2 separate regions of the Homo sapiens genome follow, and region 2 is linked to region 1. A link is a loop called in an ENCODE intact Hi-C map of the cell type or tissue named here. Cell type or tissue: gastrocnemius medialis. All regions are shown on one strand. Links, peaks and the distances in the headings refer to the core of each region. The heading gives the core; the rest is flanking DNA.

The links. Hi-C counts contacts between places; a loop is a spot of excess contacts. Peaks named below come from ENCODE experiments on the same cell type or tissue, not always from the same donor. Only the 100,000 strongest peaks of a DNase experiment are listed, where the experiment ranks them.
Region 2: a loop joins it to region 1, with 7 times the contacts of the local background. A loop is called at or near these places in 6 of 110 quality-filtered maps.

The regions. Positions count from the first base shown.
Region 1 is chr1:52,602,781-52,607,440 of GRCh38, reverse strand. It overlaps GPX7 (glutathione peroxidase 7), which reads right to left. Exons shown (of 3, transcript NM_015696.5): 2 at 496-757. Among named protein-coding and RNA genes, the nearest start is that of GPX7, 2.7 kb to the right of the region's middle. In gastrocnemius medialis, for the core only: no CTCF peak of the experiment used is centred there; DNase peaks (open chromatin) are centred at 3,110 and 3,560; H3K4me3 peaks cover 743 bases; H3K27ac peaks cover 2,500 bases.
Region 2 is chr1:52,656,273-52,663,091 of GRCh38, reverse strand. SHISAL2A (shisa like 2A) reads right to left here. Exons shown (of 3, transcript NM_001042693.3): 3 at 6,027-6,302. The coding sequence ends at 6,052. Among named protein-coding and RNA genes, the nearest start is that of SHISAL2A, 27 kb to the right of the region's middle. RefSeq lists a silencer at 1-135. In gastrocnemius medialis, for the core only: no CTCF peak of the experiment used is centred there; a DNase peak (open chromatin) is centred at 4,181; H3K27ac peaks cover 2,500 bases.

The DNA.
Region 1 (4,660 bases), core at 2,161-4,660:
AAATACTAAGATCTGGTATTTTAGCTTAGAAGGTCTCCCTCCATGGCCTACAGACTCCGCCACTGACTCAGGGTGAAGATGCCTGTCTACTATCTTGGTCAGCTTTCTCCAAGCAGGTGGCCTCCCCTGTCTATGCCTTGGTTTCTCCATCATATGTCCATAAACTCATCTAGTTCACACTGACTTAAATGTCTCCTTCTAGGAGCCCCTGAATGTGAAAACAGGATCCCAGAAAAGTCCAAAAGAGTGACTTCTGAGGGACAAGTGAGAGGCAGCAGGTATGGAGATATTCTTAGGCAGGAATACCCCTCAGCTTCTACCTGCCTCCACTCTCCTCAAAGATTAGTGCTGGAACAAAGCATCAGTCCACCTGAGATGATCAGGAAGGGGAAGGGGCCCCAGGTCACCCAACCAGCCAGTGGCTTCTGCTGCCCAGGGAGCCATGGCCTCAGCCAGCTAAGGGAGGTGTGAGGGGATGAAGAGACCAGGACTTACGGGCCAGGTACTTGAAGGCAGGATGGGCACCAGTACCGGTGACTGCAATCTTGCTAAACATGGGGAATGAGACACTGTAGGTGCGGCGGGCAAAGCTCTCAATCTCCTTGTTGCTGTCAGGCTCCTGTTGGCCAAACTGGTTGCAGGGGAAGGCGAGCACGTTAAAGTGGTGGGGGCCCAGGTCTCGCTGCAGCTGCTGCAGGGCTCGGTAGTGCTGGTCTGTGAAGCCGCACTCGCTGGCCACATTCACCACCAGGGACACCTGTATGACAGAAACAAAACAAAACAAAGCCCAGACAAGCCAGTGAAGAGGCATGAACCTGTACATGCCCTGACACATCCACATATGTGACTCCCTCAACAGTTAATACTGCCTCACACATACAAGAACACTGTGTACACATATGTAAATGTGTGTCCAGTGCTCTCACACATACACAAACACATGCACACAGACAGGCACATATGAAATCAAACATTCAGGAGCTTACAGATGTGTGCACACATACATGAACATCTGTGAACATAAGTATACAACATACATAAATAGGTATGCACATGCACCACGATACAAACATGTTAGCAAACACCACACATGCCCACACACACAGCACATCCACAGACTGGGGCACACATACTGGTGAGCACATACTGAGAACTGATAAGAGGGGGTACAAAGGGAGACCTGGGCTCAATTTTTGGCTCAGTCAGCTAGCACTCGCCACTCTGCACTGTGTCAGTCTCCCTTCTAGAATGTGAACCTACTGAGGGCAGGAGCTATGTCCACTTCATCTCTGGGCCTGGCATATGAAAAAGTCTCAGTAAGTTTCAGATGAATGAGTAAGTGTGCACACAAACACAAACGCCTGCATGGGAACATAGACACAGGTTTTCTTGAGAAAAGAACCCTCATAACTCCAGGGCAATCACCTTTTTGTCCCCCTCCTCTCCAGAGAACTAACACCACTTTTGTTGTTGTTGCTGCTGGAGCAATGGCATAATCATAACAGGACATCCCCCCAACCGTTTGCAGTCTCAAACTTCTGAGCTGAAGTGATCCTCCCACCTCAGCCTCTCAAATAGCTAGGACTACAGGCACGTGCCATCACACCTGGCTAATTTTTTAATTTTTACTTTTGGTAGAGACAGTTCTCGCCATGTTGTCCAGGCTGGACTCAAAAACTCTTAGCCTCAGGCAATCCTACCAGCTAAGCCTCTCAAAGTGCTAGGATTACAGTCATGAACCACCATGCCCAGCCTACCACTTTCTTTTATCATTAGACTAATCCTTAAATTTATTAAAGCCTTTAGGCAATAAATACAAAGCTGGCTAATGGAACTTGATTATAAGACTTTGATTAGAATTTTGGCTCAAATGCTATGTTTTTAGCTTCTAGGTATATATTATTAATGGATTTAAAACCCTAGCCGGTGCCTAGGCAGCCTAGCCCTATCCTCCATAATTGACATTTGGGTCAGATAATTCTTTGTTGTCGGGGGGATGTCCTGTTTATTTATTATCAGATGTTTGGCAGCATCCCTGGCCTCTACCCACTAGATGCCCAGTCTTGACAATCAACAATGTCTCCAGACATTGCCAATTGTGCCCTAAAGGGAATAATCACTCCTAGTTGAGAACTACTGGGCTAGATGATTGAACCACTGAGCTGTACCTCCTGTACCCTACCTCCACCAGGTGAGAAAGGACCCATGCCTGGGGCCACTGGCTATTAGAACAACCTCCTCAATTTGAGGTCAGCATACACCATACTGTGCCTGGAATGGTGAGAAACTGGGACTGTTAACTCCCTTCCTCAGTTAGGGTTCTTCCTTTTTTTCCCCCTGCTGGATCCCTGGGCAATGAGAACATTAAAGCTTTTTTTTTTTTTTTTTTTTTTTTAAAGACAGAGTCTTGCTCTGTTACCAAGGCTGGAGTGCAGTGGCGCGATCTTGGCTCACTGCAACCTCCACCTCCCGGGTTCAAGCAATTCTCCTGCCTCAGCCTCCTGAGTAGCTGGGATTACAGGCACACGCCACCATGCCCAGCTAATTTTTGTATTTTTTAAGTACAGACGGAGTTTCACCATGTTGGCCAGGCTAGCCTCGAACTCCTCACCTTGTGATCCACCCGCCTCAGCCTCCTGAAGTGCTGGGATTACAGGCGTGAGCCACTGCGTCCGGCCAAAGCTTGCTTATTTTTAACTCACAACTTGCATGTCTGCCCGCTCTTTTGGAAGGGGGAAAATCTGGCTTCTAGTTCCATCCCTGAAACCAAAAAGCTTGGTCCTTAGAAACCAAAACACAGACAGACACACCCAAGTACACACAGTTAATTTACATATGTACATATACAAGCACAGACACAGACTCAGATTTGTACACAGAAGAAGTAAACCATTCACAAAGGCACACACTACACATAACCCCACACATTCCCAAGTGGTCACCCATTCATCCATACTGGTCTAAATGACTATGGTCCCAATTAGCCTGAGGGCATCAACCATGTCAATCTTGCTCATGACTATGTCATCAGAGCTGGACCCAGTGTCAGACATGTAGTAGGAGCCAGTAAATGTTTGCAGGTGAAGGAATGAGCATATTGCCCAAGCAGCAAGCCTAGCCTGGGTTAACTCAGCACCAATTACAGCTTTTCTGGACTCCCTGTTCCCTGGTTTACTGCTGAACTTGGCAACTAAGAGCATAGACTCTGGAGCTGGACTGTCTGGGTTCAAATTCTTACTGTCTTACTAGCTGTGTGACCTTGTTCTATTTTTGTCTTAGCACTTACTACTACTAGGAATTACCTCGTGCATTTCTCAGTTCCTTGTTTATTGTCTTTCTTCTCCTTACCCCATGTAAGCTCCATTTAGTGGAAATGTATCTGTTTTGTTCACCACTGTATCCCCAGGGCCTGACCTAGTATCTAGTTAGTATACAGTAGGTGTTCAATAATGAACAACGAATTAATAAGTAGCAGAGCTGGTCAGACGCTAAACCTGGGGCTCTCTGGTGAGCTGCCCTAGAGAGAACAGGAGGCCTGAATTGGAGCGGGCCCTGTTCTTGGTTCTTTGCCCAGAGTTCTAAATGAAGTTCCTGCTGGGATCCACCAAACACAGGTGCAAAGCACTCTACAGTTTACTAAGTGCATCCACGCCTTCATCTGATTTGAAACTCACGACACTCTGGGGGACAATCAAGCAGGGATTACTGTCCCCAAGACTCCCAGCATAATCGAAAATTTCAAGGCTTATAGAGTACTGGTCTTCACTAAAGATGGTGTTGCTCCCAGGAGAAAAATGTTGACATCTATTTTTGTGTGGTTCATCCAAAACTGGACGCTGGCCCACCTGTTCATTAGATTTCAACTCCCCAGCCATTTCACACCAGTCCCCAGGTCCATCCTGAAGAGGTCCACTCTGGGAGTTCTTCACTGCACATAATGTGACATGCAGGCCTCTCAATGTAGTGTTCAAGGTCCCGCCTGCTCCCTTGCCAGTCGTTTCAGCCTCATCTTCCACCACTCGTAGCCTCCAGCTTTAGACTCTTTGAAGCACAACAGCTGGAACTCCTGGCCCCGCGCCCCCCCACCCCCTTCTTGCTGTTTGCTTCTTAGTCTTGCTAAAATCCACTCGTATTCAAAGACTCAACCCAGATACCCTTCCTCTCCGAAGTCTTCTCTGAGCTTAGATTCCCTCTTGGTAATGAGGGGGCAATTAGCCTGGATGACTCTTATGTGTGCCCCTGAGCTGCCATCTAAGGACTTGGCCTAGAGAGGACCCCGGATGTGGCGGTGGGGTTCTCTTCCAGGCCCCGTCTTTCTAGTGTAGTGTGACCTTGTGCGAATGCCTGCCCTCTCTGGGCCTTTGTGCCCTCTCCCAGGGATGATCCGTGTGAGGTCTCCGTGCATCTGAAATAACTCTCTCTCTGCCCTGCACATTGATCTCCACAGTGTTCTTCACTGGACTCCGAATCAGCCACTCCCCGTTCCAGATGCAGAAAATGAGGACGGGAGAGGGAAAGGCCGCACGATGCTACGGTTACTTTTTTCACCCGTGAATGGCAAAGGCTGGGCAGTGGTGCCCGGCCTCCCGGCGAAGGTCTGGACCCCGCTGCCCAAAGGTGCCGGTAGCGAAGTGGGCGCCGACTGCGAGCGCTTCGGGTT
Region 2 (6,819 bases), core at 2,668-5,167, 55 kb before region 1:
CCATGGTAACCTACAGCAGCCAGGAGAGAAGGCGGGGCTTGAGAACCCGGAGCTGGAGGTTTAGAAGATGAAGGTTTCACAATGAAGCTCCCTACTTCCCGGAGAAAGGCCTCCTTGGAGATAAGGCTGGCTGCACGACAGCAGCCCTCTGTGCTGGACAAGTAGTGATTTTGCCCTGTGCTTGAATAAACAAACCATGGCACTTTCCACAGTGTATTTAACTGTCTATTTAACCTAGCAGTCTTCCTCCAGTAGCCTGAGAATTCCCTGAGGGCAGGAATTATGACTGATTCATTTCTTTGTTCCTAGAGCCCAGGACAAGACCTGGCACACAAAAGATAGTCTGTTGGTTAGCGGACTATGGCTGAAGGTGGGGCTAGAGAGATCTACTTGTCCAGAGCCCTTGGAGCCCTAAGGGGTACTCTCTTTAAAACAGAAAGGGTGGGGGGGCGGTACCTCACGCCTGTAATCCCAGCACTTTGGGAGGCCTAAGTGGGCAGATCACTTGAGGTCTGGAGTTCAAGACCAGCCTGGCCAACACGGTAAAACCCCATCTTTATTTAAAAAAAAAAAAAAAAAATTAGCCGGGCATATTGGCAGGGGCCTGTAATCCCAGCTACTCACAAGGCTGAGGCAGGAGAATCACTTGAACCCGGGAGGTGGAGGTTGCAGTGAGCTGAGATTGAGACATCGCACTCCAGCCTGGGTGACAGAGCAAGACTCTGTCTCAATAAATAAATAAATAAATAAAATAAAATAAAATAGAAAGTTGACAGGATAGAATGCTTCCTCTACCTGGATGAGACCCTTCAAGTATTGCCATGGTCCATCAAGATTAAGTTCAACCCCTGCTTCCTCCATGAAGGCTTCCAGACTGTTTCTTTTCTCCTGCCTTAGAATCTTTGCAACTCTAATGGTCCTTACCCCACATCTTGGCATTTGTTTGGGATCTCTCTCTGACTGTTCTCTAGGGGTTTCACGGGTCAAACCTACTCTTCATCTCTAGTAAGTAAGGCCTGAAGGGCGGGGTTGCAGGATTATTATTATTTTTTTTTTTTTGAGACGGAGTCTTGCTCTGTCACCCAGGCTGGAGTGCAGTGGCGCAATCTCAGATCACCGCAACCTCCTCCTCCTGGGTTCAAGCGATTCTCCTGCCTCAGCCTCCCGAGTAGCTGGGATTACAGGCACCTGCCACCATGCCTGGCTAATTTTTTGTATTTTTAGTAGAGACGGGGTTTCACCATGTTGACCAGGCTGGTCTGGAACTCCTGACCTCAGGTTATCCGCCCTCCTTGGCCTCCCAAAGTGCTGGGATTATAGCTGTGAGCCACCATGCCCGGCCGTATTCTATTCTAAGGGCTTGTCACAGTGGTGGGCCCACAGTGTGTCTTCAGTCAACTCTCTCAGAGTGGGTCATCTGCTCTGGGTGGCCTTGATCCTGTGAGGGATGGAGAAGGTATGCAAGGAGCCCTTCACACCCCTGTGAGTGTTCCACACACGAGACTTCCCAGGTGGGACCCAGGGTTCTGGGACCGAGCAAGGCATGGAGCTCTCCTGGGCTGTGGCCTGCAGCCTGGCTTTGGCTGTCTTGTGCCCTGGCCCCTGAGCCAACAGGCACAGATCAGGAGGAGCAGTGTCATGAGTCAGTCAGGCAGTAGAATGGCCTCCCCCTGACCGGAGGACAGATGTCTAGGGCCCAAGTCATTTCTTGTGGATACATGAGACATCACTGTCCTTTAGACTTCTGAAGGATCTGCAACCAAAGGGCCCCAAAGGCAGAGATCCTGAATGGCAAATTTCACTTCAATGTTACAGAGAACAGGAAGCAAGTGCTCACAAAAGGTGTTGTCGAGTTCCTTTCCATGCTTGAAACCCTTTCCTGTGGCTCCCTTTTGCCCTCGGGATAAAGACCAAGCCCCTTAATATGGCAAAGGCTTCAGGACTTGGCTCGTCTACCCTTCCAGCTTCATCTTTCACCATTCCCACCTTGTGTCTACCCAAACTGAACTACTTATTGTTACCTGAAAGAACCATATGGTCTCTCTTAGCCATAGGTCTTCATGTATGCTGTTCCTTCTGCCTTAAATGCTGTTCCTCATCTTGTACCAGAAACCTCCTTTCACCTGTCAGTGGGTCCTTTAAACTTAATCCAGTTATTGCTTACTCCAGGAGGCCTTCCCAAAGTCTTTGGCTAGATTAGGGATCTTTTGTAAATGCCTGTAGCAATGAGCTTCTTGAAGATAGGGATCGGGACCTCATTTAGCCAAGATTCTGGCAGAAAATCATTGTCAATCAATGTTGAATGGACAAACAAATGTGAACGTCTGAGAAAAAAACACCTAGCAGGATAGCTGTAAAGGGGAGTGGAATGTTCTAACGTTTCCAAGTTCCAAGATTCAACATTCTCTAATTCTGGGCTGAAGATTCACTCCCCTCCATCCGAAGCCCACTCTCCAGCTAGCTCCTCCGCCCTGTGCCCTCTGAGTGTTTGTTCTCAGGCAGGCACACACACATGTTCTGAACATAACCGGGAAAGCAATTTACAAGAAATAATTGCCGGTCGATGTGTGCTTGGGAACAGCGGTGAGCTCAGACTATTTCTGTCTGCGTATCAGCCCACCCAGCATCCTCCCACTGCGGCTGCCCTGGGGGAGGGGCTCCTATCACACAGGGTGGGCAGTTTGTTTCTAATGCAGGACCCAGACTAGCCAACCCCAGTGACAGCCGGCTCTGAGCCTTGATTGAATTCAAAGGAGAGGAGCTGTTGGGGGGCAGGGAGGGGCTTTATGAGGCCTAGGATGTGTAGGTCAGCAAAAGCAGCATGTACATTCCCTTTCTCCAACTGTTGGGGAAATTCTACCAGGTCTTCAGGGCCTTGCTCAGTGTGCGGTCTCCCCCACATCTCTCTGGCTCGGAGTCCTCAAAGCTTGTTTTTGTTCTTGCAGAGGCTGTTGTGCTCAAAGGGTGGTCTCAGACCAGCATCATCAGCATCACCTGGAATTTGTTAGAAATGCAAATTCTGGGGACTTACTCCTGACCTACTGAGTCAGACACTGGGGTAGGAGGCCAGCATTCTGTGTTTTAACAAGCCCTCCACACAGCTGATTCTGATGCAGCCTCGAGTTTGAGAACCACTGCCTTAGGCCGCGGATGACCACTTTAGCGTTTGGAATGCACACAGCATCTCCCCCTTCTGACTGCTAGCAGCCTAAAGGCAAGGGCATTATCAGATTCTTTCCTGAAACCTCCCAGTCTCCCTTGAAAGTGTTCAGAGAAAAGTTGGATTTTTCTGATGAGGATACCAAGGACAGAGAAGGAATTCGTCCTGTGAAGGGTCGCACAGAGCGTCAGGGACTAAACATCCCAATATCACCCAGCCCCACCACATATATACAAGTACCCTAAGCTCTTTCTATAACAAATAACTTGCAGGTCCTGGGCCACACTGGCTCGCTCTCACTATTGTGAACAAGCTGTATTCTGACCATAATGTTTTCTGTTCCTGTCTCACCTGGAAACTTTGAGTCATCTTTGATGATTCAGCTCAGACATCATTTCTTCCTCCCTAAAGCCCCATGAAGGGCCACCACTGGGCCTCCTGGCCATTTGTGTGCCTGCCTTGTCCTCCATGTGAGCCCCTTGAGGGTGAGAACTGTCTGATTCCTCTTGTTTGTGGCAACCTGCACAGGTCCTAGAATAGAATGGATACCACTAAGTGTGCAGTAAATGGACAAGGGTGCTGGGTTTTAAGTGCTGAAAATAGGCTGGGTGCAGTGGCTCACACCTGTAATCCCAACACGTTCAAGGCTAGCCTAGGCAACATAGCAACCACCCGTCTCGATAAAAAAAAAATTTAAAAATTAGCTGGACACAGTGGCACGCACCTGTAGTCACAGTTGCTTGGGAGGCTGAGGCAGAAGGATTGCTTGTGTCAGGAGTTTGAGGTTGCAGTGAGCTATGATCTCCACTGCACTCCAGCCTGGTGACAGAATGAGACTGTCTCAAAAAAAAAATGCTGAAATAAAAGAGCACACACACACACACACACACCACCACCACCACCACCACCAACAACAACAAATGAAGCAAGACCAGAACCAAAATCTCTTGACTTCCAGCCTAGAACACTTCTGTGGGTGACTCACCCTGTCTTGCCACCCCATCATGTACCCTTTGGCTGGCCTCAGGCACAGGTATCTAAGAGTGACTCTTTCACTGTTGCCAAATCCAGCAGCAGGTCATGTCACTGTCTGAAATGTCAAGAGCTGCTTTTGGTGGCTGCTGAGCTGCGTCTCCACAGTCCTTGTCTTGCATTCCGAAGGCGAAGCCTAAAAGCCATCGCCAAAGTTAGGAGAGCAGCCAGGAGGGAGGGCTGACAGTCAGCATCTTGCCCTAAGATTCCTTTGCGATCAGATTAATAATAAGACATGTTAAAAATAATAATAATAGCTAACACATAGTGCTTTCCATTTGCCAACACTTTTCTATGTACTTGCATGGACTTAGTAATTTAGTCCTTCCCCAAGCCCTATTAGAAGATACTACTAAGATTCCAGCTTATATAGATGAGAGGACTGAGGCACAGAGGTTACCTAGCAAGTAAGTGACAGGGGCAGGATTTTAACCAGGCATTTGGCTCCAGAGTTGTTCAGTATTACATAGTTTACTGTTATTGTCCATTTGTAATTTAAAAAGTCTTTTAGCAGGAATACTATGTTATCATCCATTGGTCATTTAAAAAGTCTTTTAACAGGCCAGGTGTGGTGGCTCACATCTGTAATCCCAGCACTTTGGGAGGCCAAGGCAGGCGGATCACTTGAGGTCAGGAGTTCAAGACCAGCCTGGCCAACATGGTGAAACCCCGTCTCCACTAAAAATACAAAAATTAGCCAGGCATGGTGGCACACACCTGTAGTCCCAATTACTTGGGAGGCTGAGGTGGGAGGATCACTTGAACCCGGAAGGCGGAGGTTGCACTGAGCTGAGATCATGCCATTGCACTCTAGCCTAAGTGACAGAGCAAAACTCCGTCTCAAAAAAAAAAAAAGTCTTCTAGTAATTTAATGTTTACGAAGTGAGTTCAAATCCATCACCTCATTGAACACTTGCAATAACCCAGCAAGGGGACTGAGGCTCAGGAAGACAAGGGACTTTATCAAGGCCACACAGTGGCAGAGTCCACCCTCTGGAGCCTGTATTCAGTCTGATAACCATTCATTCATTCATTCATTCTTCTTCTTTTTTTGTGATGAGGTCTTGCCCAGGCTGGAGTGCAGTGGTGTGATCATAGCTCACTGCAGCCTCGACCTCCAGGGCTCAACTGATTCTCCTGCTTCAGCCTCCCAAGTAGCTGCAACTACAGGTATAAGCCACCACATGTGGCTAATTTTTAAATTTTTTGTAGAGTCTGGGTCTCACTGTGTTGCCCAAGCTGGTCTTGAATAAGTGGGCTCAAGTGATCCATCCACCTTGTCCTCCCAAAGCTCTAGGACTACAGGCGTGAACTGCCGCGCCCTGCCCCTATTCATTCTCTCACTTAGCACTCACTCCTTCATCTACCTAAGAAATAGAATGACGCCTGAGCCCTGTGCACAACATACTCCCTCTCTATCCGTCCCTCTGCAAGGGGCTTACTCCAGGATGGCGCACTCCAGGGTGAGGCAGAGCTGCTGAAGAGGCAGAGATCATCCCCCTCTGAGGGCTAATCATCTTCTCAGGGGCTCCTAAATACACCTACTGTGGGGCAGGAAAACCATGTCAGAGTTCTCTGACTTCCCAGTTGGGTGAGGGGCTCCTCTGTGCCTTCACAGGCCCCAGGCTTCCACCCGATTGCATGGAGTTGTTACTGACCATTTTTCCTAGGAGTCATGTCAAAGTTCTTTGGCCCACAATAGGCCAAGCAGAACAGTATGGCAGGGTCCACAGCAGGGCTGGGTATCTTTGCTGGGAGAAGCCCTCATTTATCATGCTAGGCTCTAAAGTCCTTTCCCACTCCCACCTTTCACTGAAGAGACTCCAGAAGGGGATGGTATGGAGACATTTATTGAATGTTTATGGGACTGGTCCACATAGGTCAGGGTTGGGTACAGAGGCTTCCTCAGGGCTGCCTGGAATGTCACTGGTGGTCACTGTGGCCATGAAGCAATGATGGAGGAGGCGTTTGGAGTTCACAGCCTGCCCCTCATTGCTCTCCAGCTGCGGGTTCAAGCAGGAGTAACTCTGCTGGAGAGGGCTCACTTTTGGCACTTCTGCCGCCATGCCTGTGTTCACACCTTGGCAGTCAGGAGAAACCTCCTCAGGGCCTGGAAAACAGCAAACTGAGGGTGTGTGGCTCTCTTCTTCCCCAACAGGATCACACTCCCCAGCTGACTTCTCTGGTGCTTACCTTGGGCAGTGCACTGTGGTCAGAGCCTTAGAAGCATCATTTGTTTAACATGTATTTATTAACAATACACCACATTATGCACTGAGAGCTGTCAGTGTTGCTCATGAACTTGTAGTTTGGTGGAGGAAACAGATAAGAAACAATTGTTAAGAGCTATGAAGACTTGACCTTCACCATAACCCTATGAGGTAGGTACTATTAGAAATCCATTTTATAGATGAGAACACAGGATTACCATACAGCTAGTATGGAGAAGAGTGGTGGACATTTTTAAAACATAGATTGTTCTCGCTTTGAGAATAGATTCCATGCTTCTCTTTGCTGAGTGACTTATCTTCTCTCTTCCTCTTAAATCAAAGCTTGAAAGGAAGTCCACTTGGCCTTATTATTCTCTACCTTCCATTCATGACTTGTTCAGCTGCAACTTACTTTGT